Linked DNA regions of Mus musculus: region 1 is linked to region 2. Evidence: chromatin contacts called from ENCODE Hi-C data. All regions are on one chromosome and are shown on one strand. The core of a region is the stretch at or near the end of the contact, and the rest is flanking DNA. Distances in the headings are between cores, read along the strand shown.

Region 1 (4,685 bases), core at 1,553-4,052, 120 kb before region 2:
TGCATGGGTCTATGAAACCTTTGTCCTTAGGTAGCACGAGATGGATCCAAAGGCTGAGATGTCTTTGTATGTGGACTGTGGGCAAAGCAAGCAGGAAGGCTGTGACAAAGAGGCCTACTAGCTGTGAGGTATGCACAGGGAGGGCTGAGTGGGAACACAGGGACAAGCAGACTGTGCAAAAGTATAGGTCAGAAGGACCATAGCTCAGGAGTGGACATGTTCATCTTTGTGTATATGCATAAGCATGTGTGTATTGCTTGTATTGCATGTGTGTATGAATATGCATGTTCTTATGTATGTGTTGTATATTTCTGTGTACTTATCTATGTATGCATTACTGTATGTTTGGAAACATATGTATGTATTATGTACATATATTTCTTATGTGTATGGGAAGTATGGGTGTGTTATGTGTATCTATGTCTGTGTGTATCTATGTGTCTATGAGTGTATGAATATATGAGTATATGAAGTGTATATAAATTTGCACATGTATACACACACAAGAATTGGCTGTGCATAGATGTGTCATGTTTGTATGTGTGAACGTGTGTGCATCTATGTATACTTGTTATATGTGTGTGAATTGTATGAAAGTATATATATATGTGTGTTTTTAGGTATGTGTCTGTCTGTTTGCATATGTAGGAAGTGTGTGTTGCCTGTGGAGGTTAAGTGTGAAGTAAGGCATGTTCAGCCCACAGAAGCCTGTACTTTACATGGCCTACATGCCCATGGGACCTGCAGCATACATGACCCCTCTGGAGGAAGGTCTCAGTGCTCAGAGATCCTCCGTGGCCTTGTGTGGATGATGCTGTTAGAGTTCCAGAAATCTGGAAGTGAGAATGCTTTCAAATGCCACAGAAAGATCAGAGGGGGCAGCAAGAATCAGACCTGAAAGGTACACAGCAATCCTGTGAGTCTGAGGTGAAAGAGTCTGAGGTGAAACTGGCAATGATTGCCTGTAAAGAGCACACCTGGGCCCTGGGGCCCAACCACAACGTCAGCCTCATCATTGTCCTTCTCAGATTCCTGACAGCCTGAAGCTCTCAGCATAGGAGGCAGTTAGCTTTCGGTGACATAGGAGTGATTCATGGAGTCCAAGGGGGACTGCTTATGCTGAGGGAGCACCACAGACCTCCACCTCCACCTCCTCCTCCTCCTCCTCCTCTTCCTCCTCCTCCTGATCAGGAAGTGCAGGGAAGTGGGAACAACTTCCTGGGGGCCAGAGGGCAGAGGAGAGAACATCTTAGGGACAAGAGGGCACCTCAGCAGACATCTTCATCTGAAAGGCCAACTCCACAGGCACAAACCCTTCCTTGGCTTCAGGTGCTCAACTAATACAGATAGGCAGCAATACTTGTACATGCATGGCTGTGCATGTACACACACATACACACTCACACACACACACACCAGCTGTGCTTTGTCACATTTGTGTCCTTCATGTGTTCACACTGTTGCTCACTCCCACACACACTGACACATTCTATCACACACTCACATTTGCACACACACCTGAAGTCCCAGGCTTTCATTTCTGAGTGAGCTGAGTTCCAGTGAGTGTGGAGTCTCCCCAGCCACCCTACAGAGCCATGTCAGAAGCCAGGCCATATTTATCCACAAACTCCTTTTCCTACCTCAGAGGGCAAAAGAAGTGAGAAGGTGGCCTTCTGATTTGCCCTGGGGCTGGGCACTCTATTCCTCACAGGAGTGGGGTGGGGGAGTCAGGGGAGGAAGGGTCAGTGCTAGTGGAGCTGGGGCGATCAGGATTTCTACAGACTCAGCTCTGACTGGGCTGCCCAGTGAAACCCAGAGGATGTCCTTGCCTGTGTACCTGCCATGCCATTGGGAAATGCTGAGAGTTCGGCTCTCTTCCTAAGGTTAAACAGCTTTGGGCAGCCTTGCAGGTACTTACAGCTGACTCAGTAAACCCAGAAGTCCCTAGTTCCCCGGGAGTAGACAGTGTGAAGACATGCCAAGGACCCAGTCAGTCCCAGACATCAGTGGTCCACATAGGCCTGATTGGGAAATCAAATTCAAGGTGTTGTCAACCACACAGAGTCCCCAAAGCTCTTGGGAGGAGACATAGGCTAGAACCAGAAAACAAACTTCAGGCACCTCCAAAGAGGGAGCCAGTAAGGGGCCAATGCCAAGGTTCTCAAAGACTTGATCTCTGAAGAGGATACAGCCAGGCCTAGGCCTGTAAGCCATATAGCTGTTATGCCCTTAAAGCGGTGGATCCTGAGAGGGTGAACTGCAGAAAGTGACTGGGGGATGGACACCTCAGGTGACAAGTGAGCCCTGTAAAAACAGTCTGTCAGGGAGACAGGCTTCAGAGAGACAGCTCATTTCAATGGGTGGGGGGAATAAAGGGAGGGGGAATAAAGGCTATTTAAACCATGGAGGGGTAAGTGTACATTGTTGGCCTATGCCAGGATGCTGAGGATGCCTTATTTGCATAAAGAGGGATCTCAGGTGCTGCTGGACATGACCCTATAAAGGGAGAAGAAATTTAACCTGGTTACCGGCTACAGTGACTTCTGACAGGCGAAGGTGGAGATACTGGGCAGGGGGAAGGAAGCAGTCCTATTCTTGCCAACATTAGGATGAGAATTCTGGGGTTTGGACACTTCTTGGCTTCACTATTGCTCCAGGCCAGCTCCCTATGGCTCCCTGGCTACCTAGCCTAACATAGTCCACAACACAGGGATTATATAATCACTGTAATGAGAGGCTCATGTACCCTGTGTATACTTCCATAGGGAATTCTAGTGAGATGCACCCAAAGTGGGACAGGTACTTCCGCAGAAGCAAACATCCAAGCTGTATGGAGGCTTGAGCCTGAGAGTAGTGAGGTATGCACACACACACACACACACACACACACACACACACACACACACCCATGCCAACTTGAAGATTTGCTTAGCACACCCCTAAAGGGTGAGGTCTCCTCCAGCAAGGAGGATTGGGGTGCAGACTTGCCAGAGACCATCAGGGTGTATTTCTCAGCTCTAAGGCCTGATAAACTACATTCCAGAGAGCTTCAGATGTAGGGTCACCCAGGGCGAAGGAAAGGGACAAATGTCCCTAATGCTCCCCCAGCTCTTTGCCACTGTCTTAGCCAGCCTTCAGCACTGTCTGGGGGCTGTTCCAGACTGGAGGCTGGATGTTCCTGTTTCAGCAGAGATCACAGAGAGATGGCATGCAAGGTGCCACCAAGGCCCCCAAATGGGGCCTGCATGGAGTTGGGAAGGAGGCTGCTCTGCCTTCCAAACAGCACGGTCACATTTTCCCAGGAAGTTTTATAAAGAGTTTGGGAAGATGTGGTTATTTCTTCCTAAAATTGCCCAGAGTCCTAATTATAAGACACAGAGTTCGTCTCAGTTCCCTGAAACGTTATGAAAGAGCTAAATGAATGTCAGGCTTCCTTTTATAAAAAGAAACGAGAAAAGAGTATGCAGATTAAAGAGAAAAAACCCAAGCAGAGGAAATGAGCTAAAGACACTGGCAGGCGCTGGGGGTGCAGACACACCAGGGCGCACAGCTGGTGGAGCAGAGAAGGCGAGAAAATGCAGTCCTGGAAAGAGAGCCCTTCCTTCCATGTTGCTTTTCTGGATGTAACAAAATACCTGACCAAAGCAACTTTAGGAAGAAGTGGCTGTTGGCTTTGGCTCACAGTATGAGGAGATACAGCGCAACCAGGATCAGAAAGACAGCTGGTCACATTGTAACCAGTTAGGAAGCCAAGAGCAAGGCTCACAGTATGAGGAGATACAGCGCAACAAGGATCAGAAAGACAGCTGGTCACATTGTAACCAGTTAGGAAGCCAAGAGCAAGGGATGCCAACAGCTGGCTGTCTCTGTTTAATTCAGTGCAAGACCCCAGTCTGTGGGATGGTGCCACCCACATTTATGCTAGATGATCTCCTATCTTAATTAACCCAACCTGGAAAAGTCTCTCACAGACACCCCCACAGGCTTGACTCCTGTGTGATTCTTGCTCCTATCAAGGTGGCAGTCATCATTGATCATCATAGCTCCAGTGATCTGGGATCTGCTAGTGGTCAGCTGCTTTAGAATGTCACCCCTTCCTGATACTGGGAATATATGCGCGCCCAGTCCCACTCTGCCTGAGACATCCTGTGGTTGAACCTGTGGTAGACATGTTCCTGGCTCCTCCCTCACCTATACCCAATTAGACTAATTCTACTTGACTTCTTGGACAAGTTCCTCCCTCAGTTGGCCCTGACTCTGCCTTTGGCTTTTGCTCTTCCTCTCCAATCTGCCCTGGGCCAAGTCAACCCCTCTTGGAGTTTAAACAACAGAAATCTGCACCAATGTCTAGCCCATCTCCCAAGAGCATTGGTAACCTCCCATGCCTAGTCTACAGCTCTACAGAACACACTCCAGACACCCATCACATCTGCCATCTTGCTTGGGTGCTGCTGCAACCATCTGAGGCCAACCTCTGATGGCTCTGACCTAGGAGGAACATTAAGACCATAGGCTGACACTTATCACCGGGTGGTTATGCATGATCAGTCAATAAAATGAACGTAAGTCCCTCGACAGACTCCTTTCTACGTGGATTCTTCCTCAAGTACCTTTCTATCTTTCCACCCTCTCCACATCCATGGACACCAAGCTGGCCATTCCCGTTTATCTCCCACTGGGCTGAG
Region 2 (5,267 bases), core at 1,486-3,985:
TTTCTCTTCTTCATGAGATAGAAATTCATTATTTTCAAATTATTAGCAGTTTGCATTCCATCTTCTTTTTCCACTGACTTGAAAAGCCATCTTCATTACTTTTTAAGTCTCTAGAGGATTAATATTACAAATAACTAACAACTGGTCCGTCCTAGGCCTTGGCTCAGAAGGCTGCTCACCAGTGACAGATGGGACAGACAGGTCCATCAATTTCCACCCCAAAGTCTATTCATTTTCTGGGAGCAATTTTACCTTCATTCTTCTTCTTGACTGTTCTTACCTGCTCATCTTTTCAATCATGCCACTCTCAGTTGCTTTTGAAGCTATACTTAGGTATTTACAGTATTCTCTGGTTGATACAACTGGGAATTTTCTGCTATGTGTTCTAAAGTCATGTGTTTAACCCACATACTCAGTGCACATTCACTGCTGCTGTTAGTATGTCTGTAAGTTTTTTCCTTTCTAGGTGGCTAGTGATCAAACCCAGAGTCTTGAGCATGTATCTTACCACCCAGCTTAGACTGGTTCTACTTCCAAGTTCTGAGATCCTGGGATTATAGGCGTGCCCATTTGGCTGAGCCTGACCTCTCTCCATATTGGGGAGGAAACGAAGTCTTGTTTGTGCCAGTCAGGTGTGCTCTATCTTTAGTCGGAAAGTAGTTTTTGTGTTTAAATCCACCCCCCCTTTTTTTATTGGATATTTTCTTTATATTTCAAACATTATCCCCTTTCCTGGTTTTCCCCCTCCCAGAAACTTTCTATCCTACCCCCCCTCCCCCTTTTTCTATGAGGGTGTTCCTCCACCTACCCATCCACTCCCACCTCCCCACCCTCGATTCTCCTACACTGGGGCATCTATCCAGCCTTCATAGGACCATTGATGCATGACAAGGCCGTCCTCTGCTACAAATGAAGCTGGAGCCATGTGTACTCCTTGGTTGGTGGCTTACTTCCTGGAAGCTCTGGGGGGTGGGGTCTGGCTGGTTGATATTGTTGTTCTTCCTAAGGTTTTGTGTTTAATTTTTAATTGGTGGGCTTCTACTAATTCTTGGGTGTTTTTGTATTAGAGGTCTGTTTTTATTTCTGATCTCCTGGTTTCTAACACCAAGCCTCTGTCTGAGAATGGGACTCTGTAAAGCCCTATAGAAACCCTGGTGGTACTGGGGTGCCCTTCCCCTACTCTTTGTTTGCTGCTAGAGCTTTTTCTATGTACCAATCACAATTCTGTGAGGTCTAATCAGCACAGAGCAATACTCCCCCGACCCTGGAACCGAACCATATCATTTCAGAGTAACTGCATCTAAGATTATATTCCAGCACTTTCTCATGGCACTTTTGTTTAGGGTTGTCTTTACTCAGTACTCACCAAATCTGTGATTATTGCATGTCTTTATCCTTTCAAGTACTTCTGAACTTCATGTTTCATCTAAATGTTAGCAGGCTGCAGATCCTGCATTATTTTGTATGTAAATTTGGTAGTGTACTTTTCTATAAGCAGCTGCACTAGCACTCCTAAGTGCGGTCATTTTCTTCTGCTCTTTTCTATTCCACAATTCATCCCTTGGCTTCACAGCTGAGCTATCCTAGAGTATGAATTTCTCCCAGTGAATGAAGCTTTCTAACTCAGTATTACCTTGAGATAATGAAAAGAATCTATTGCTTCTTGCGAATTGTTTTACCTTCAATTTTCCCCCAGTCATGGAACAAAAATGCTATTAAATCTCTACTCAACTCCTATCAGGCAAGGCCTAGTAAATAGGTCAGCATCCTAGGTCAGGCCATGTAGGGTGGACCAGATGCTCTTGTCTTCGTTTTGGATGTGGGATTCTGGAAATATCATGGACACAGGATGAGAAATTGCACTACTCTCCTGATGAAAGGAAATGGACCCAAGGGAGCCAGAAGGATGGCCTTTCACGCCCATCCACATTCGTGAACGCCAATTATAGGCGCTTGGCCCAGGTCTAGAAGAACCTCAGAGAAGGGGTGGTCCCAACAAACCGGGACGCCGTGGCGGCGAACCAAGAATACACCTCCGCAACAGCAGCGGTCCCAGAACCCCCAGTTCCCACGGCCACGCAAGGCCCCACAGTCACAGCCGCACCCCCAAGCGGCGCGCCTGCCCCGGGGCAGGGCGGGGCCCGCCGCGCCTGCGCACTCCCTCTGGGCTCGGCGTCCCCCGCACGCAGCCCACGTGATCTGTGCCTTGCCTAAGATGGAGGTTGCCGCCAGGCCCGGCCGGGCCCTCGCCTTAGTCTGTGCTCTTCCGCGCCCCCTTAGAGCATGAGACAGGCGCTCAGGCACACTGTATTGACCCGGGCAGCGCCGCGGGCTGCCAAGGAGGTCTGTCCACGGCTTCAATCAGTTCGCGCACCAGCTCCCTGCTCTTTCTAAAACAGCAAAAGCTCTCAGAGCGGGCGCCTGGAGAGTCTTCGGTACGCCCCGCTCATTAGAATTGACAATGCTGGGAGCCAATGGGGTTTGGAACTTTTGAGAAGGGCGGACGAAGGCGGAGCCCCTTCGCAGCGCCCGCGAAGCGGGGCTGGCTGTTGGGCTATTGTGGGGCGGACTTAGGACTCTCGGACCAATGGAAGGGCGGCTGAATTCTTGGAGGCGGGGCCGAGCCGTAATTGACGCTTTCTTCATTAGAAACCAGGCAGGGGGCGGCGCCCACGGGGGGAGGTGACGCAAAGCCGTTGTAGCCAATGGCTGGTGGGCCGCCGACGGGAGGGGCGGGGCTGGGGCGCCTGACGGGCGTAGGGCGCGGCCTATCCCCGCGCGGCTCTGCGCTCGAGGGGGAGCAGCATCATGGTTCAACGTGGGTCAATTTTTTGTGAATGAGGAGGGGAGGTTGTGGGGCCGCTGCCGCGGAGCACCATCCCCGCCGCCGCCCGAGCCCGAGCCCGCGCGCCTGCTCGCGCCGCCGCCGCCGCGCCGCCTCACGCCCGGCCCGCTCAACGCGGCTGCTGTCGCCGTCGCCGCCCGAGCCCGCCCGCCCGCCGGCGGCGGCGCAGGCTGAGGAGATGCGGCTCGGAGCGCCGGAGCAGGGCTAGACGCGGCCCGCCGCCGCCGCGGTAAGCCACCGGCCGTCATTGTCCGCGCCGCCCGGTTGCTGGCGGCAGGTGGACGCCCGGCCCCGCCGAGGCCTCGGGGCCCTGCGCCGCGGGCTGGCGGGCGGGAGAGCGGCCTGCGCCGGCGGGCGGGCAGGTGGGCGCGCGGGGGCGGGGGCCGGGGCGTTTATGTAACTTTGTCAGCCTGTGAGTTTGCAGAAAACGCCCCTCGGCGGCGGCGGGCGGCGGGGCGGGGGCCGCGGCCGGGCCCGGACCGTCGCTGGGCTGGCGAGGAGCTGCGCTAGCCCCGGAGACGACCGGTGTCCACCCTGAGCGAGGGTTCCGAAGGCACAGCTTGTAGCTCACACAGCGGGAGTCGGTCGGAAAGGCCGGGTGTGGAACCCGTGTTCTCCTTTAATGCACACCGAGAATTTGTTAATAACTTGCAGCCGCTGATAGCAGTGTTTTGGTTATTGCATGCTGTAAATTGACCTGCTGTGACACGATTTTCAAATAAAGCGTCGCAGAAATTAAACTTAAGTTATTTTAGAACTAATGACTTTCTTAACTAAATCCTAATTGCATTACTGTAGAGACCTACCTAATTGCTTTCCGAGAGCCACTCTGCCTGCCCGGGGAGGAAGGAAAGGCCTGTGTAGTCACTTTGCCTCCCTGCTTTTCTCTGCTCAGGCTTTTCTGTCTGTTCCCACAAACCACCTAAGCATTTAAGGCCTGCGAGTATTAACGTGTAAACAGCCATGGCCCTGTCGCACTTTGGGGCTAGGGGGATGCTGGCGGCTTGCACCTTGACCTGGTTTCGGTTTTTCCTCCGTGATATGATCGAGGTTGCCAGGAGTTTTAATTGCTTCTGATAATTCCGTGCATTATTTCAGGACCGGCTTGATGAAAGCTAGTGTAGTGGTTTCAAAATCCACCCAGAAAGAAGGTGATGGTGGTGGTGGTGGTGTAGGTAGGTGTAGTGCTTGTGGAGAGGCAAGGAGGTTGAATTAAGAAAACTCAGCTGCTTGTACACAAATATACACTATAGCAGTTACAAGGCAGCAAAAGTTATTGCAGAATTTTGCAGTCACTATGGCAACACAATTACTCCATTATAATTGGAAATGCAAAATGCCACCCAGTTAGAAGTTTCATCAGGATGGAGTTTTGGATATCAAAAAATATGTGAGATTTAGTTAAAAATTCTCATTTTTTTCCCCCAGGTAGCTTTGCAGCTCTAGTCTAGGTTCAATTGTCTATTTTTAAGACCCATCCGCTTTCCCAGATCTGCCACTCCTCGGGATCTGTGGCATCTTTCCCCAGAAGAACTCCCCGTTTGTGTGGGAGGGAAGTATTTTCATGCTTTAAAAACACACACCCGACACACTGTAAGACTTCTATGGTTTTCTGTGTTCTGGCTTTTCTTTTAAAGATCAAATGCCTTCCTGAAGAGCAGTAATCACCCAGAAGAGGCTGGGTTTGCTAGAAGGCAGAGGTAACACTGCCCCCTTTAGGGGTCTGCAGGCTGCTTACAGGGTATCTGGGAGCCCTGTGGGGGAGAAGAATGACTGTGAACTGCAGACGGGGCCTGGATAGCCTAGAGACCAAGGACAGATGTGACCTAAGCAGCCCTAGCAAGAATGTCTGTGGTTAGCAACATCAGAGAGCTGTGCAACATATAAAGCCCCCAGATGGCACCTTCTCAGAAGCTAGGGGCTGCTGCTGGTGAGGTGGGCAAGAGAACATAGCACTCTATCTTCCTGGGGCTCCTGGCTCCTAGCTTGACTTTGCTTTCAAACCTGTGTTAGGAGGATGTCCCTCTTGATGTTTACCAGAAGAGCTCTGGTGCTGGAAGTTTCCACACGTCGTGGGGCTGCTGCAGCTTAATTTCGTTAGAACTCTTTCCTTTTAACTACTGCATATTTTTGCCCAGTAATCGACTTCCATTTTCCAGCCTCATTGTGAGGTTTCAATGCAGCATGAACGGCTTTGAATTCCAATCCTTTGATGTTGGGGGTGGCACCAAAGGAAAGGCGACTTTGTGCCGTCCTAATTGCCAGAGCAGAAGAAAATTTCATCACTCCTGTCAAGCCTTGTCCATGCCATTTTCTATTGAAAACGGCTGGTTTTTCAGAACTCTGAAGCTGCCATAAGTAATACATTAATACCTGATGTAGGGAGCCAGGGAGATGCAGAAATGAGAGACACCTGCTGCAC

What was found. Hi-C counts contacts between places; a loop is a spot of excess contacts on that map.
Region 1: a map of left cerebral cortex shows a loop between it and region 2 (5-fold over the local background). The contact joins the enhancer-like site here to the promoter of Hdac4 in region 2. A Hi-C loop is called at or near these places in 1 of 37 maps with a recorded cell type or tissue (left cerebral cortex).

Annotation. Positions count from the first base shown.
Region 1 is chr1:92,298,089-92,302,773 of GRCm38, reverse strand. No RefSeq gene overlaps it. Among named protein-coding and RNA genes, the nearest start is that of Gm35992, 79 kb to the left of the region's middle. Within about 2 kb of position 2,802, at least 1 of the 3 ENCODE cell types and tissues checked has a DNase peak (open chromatin) inside an H3K27ac peak, as active enhancers do; it is left cerebral cortex, where a contact is called at or near this core.
Region 2 is chr1:92,177,809-92,183,075 of GRCm38, reverse strand. Hdac4 (histone deacetylase 4) reads left to right here and starts at 2,735. Exons shown (of 27, transcript NM_207225.2): 1 at 2,735-2,818.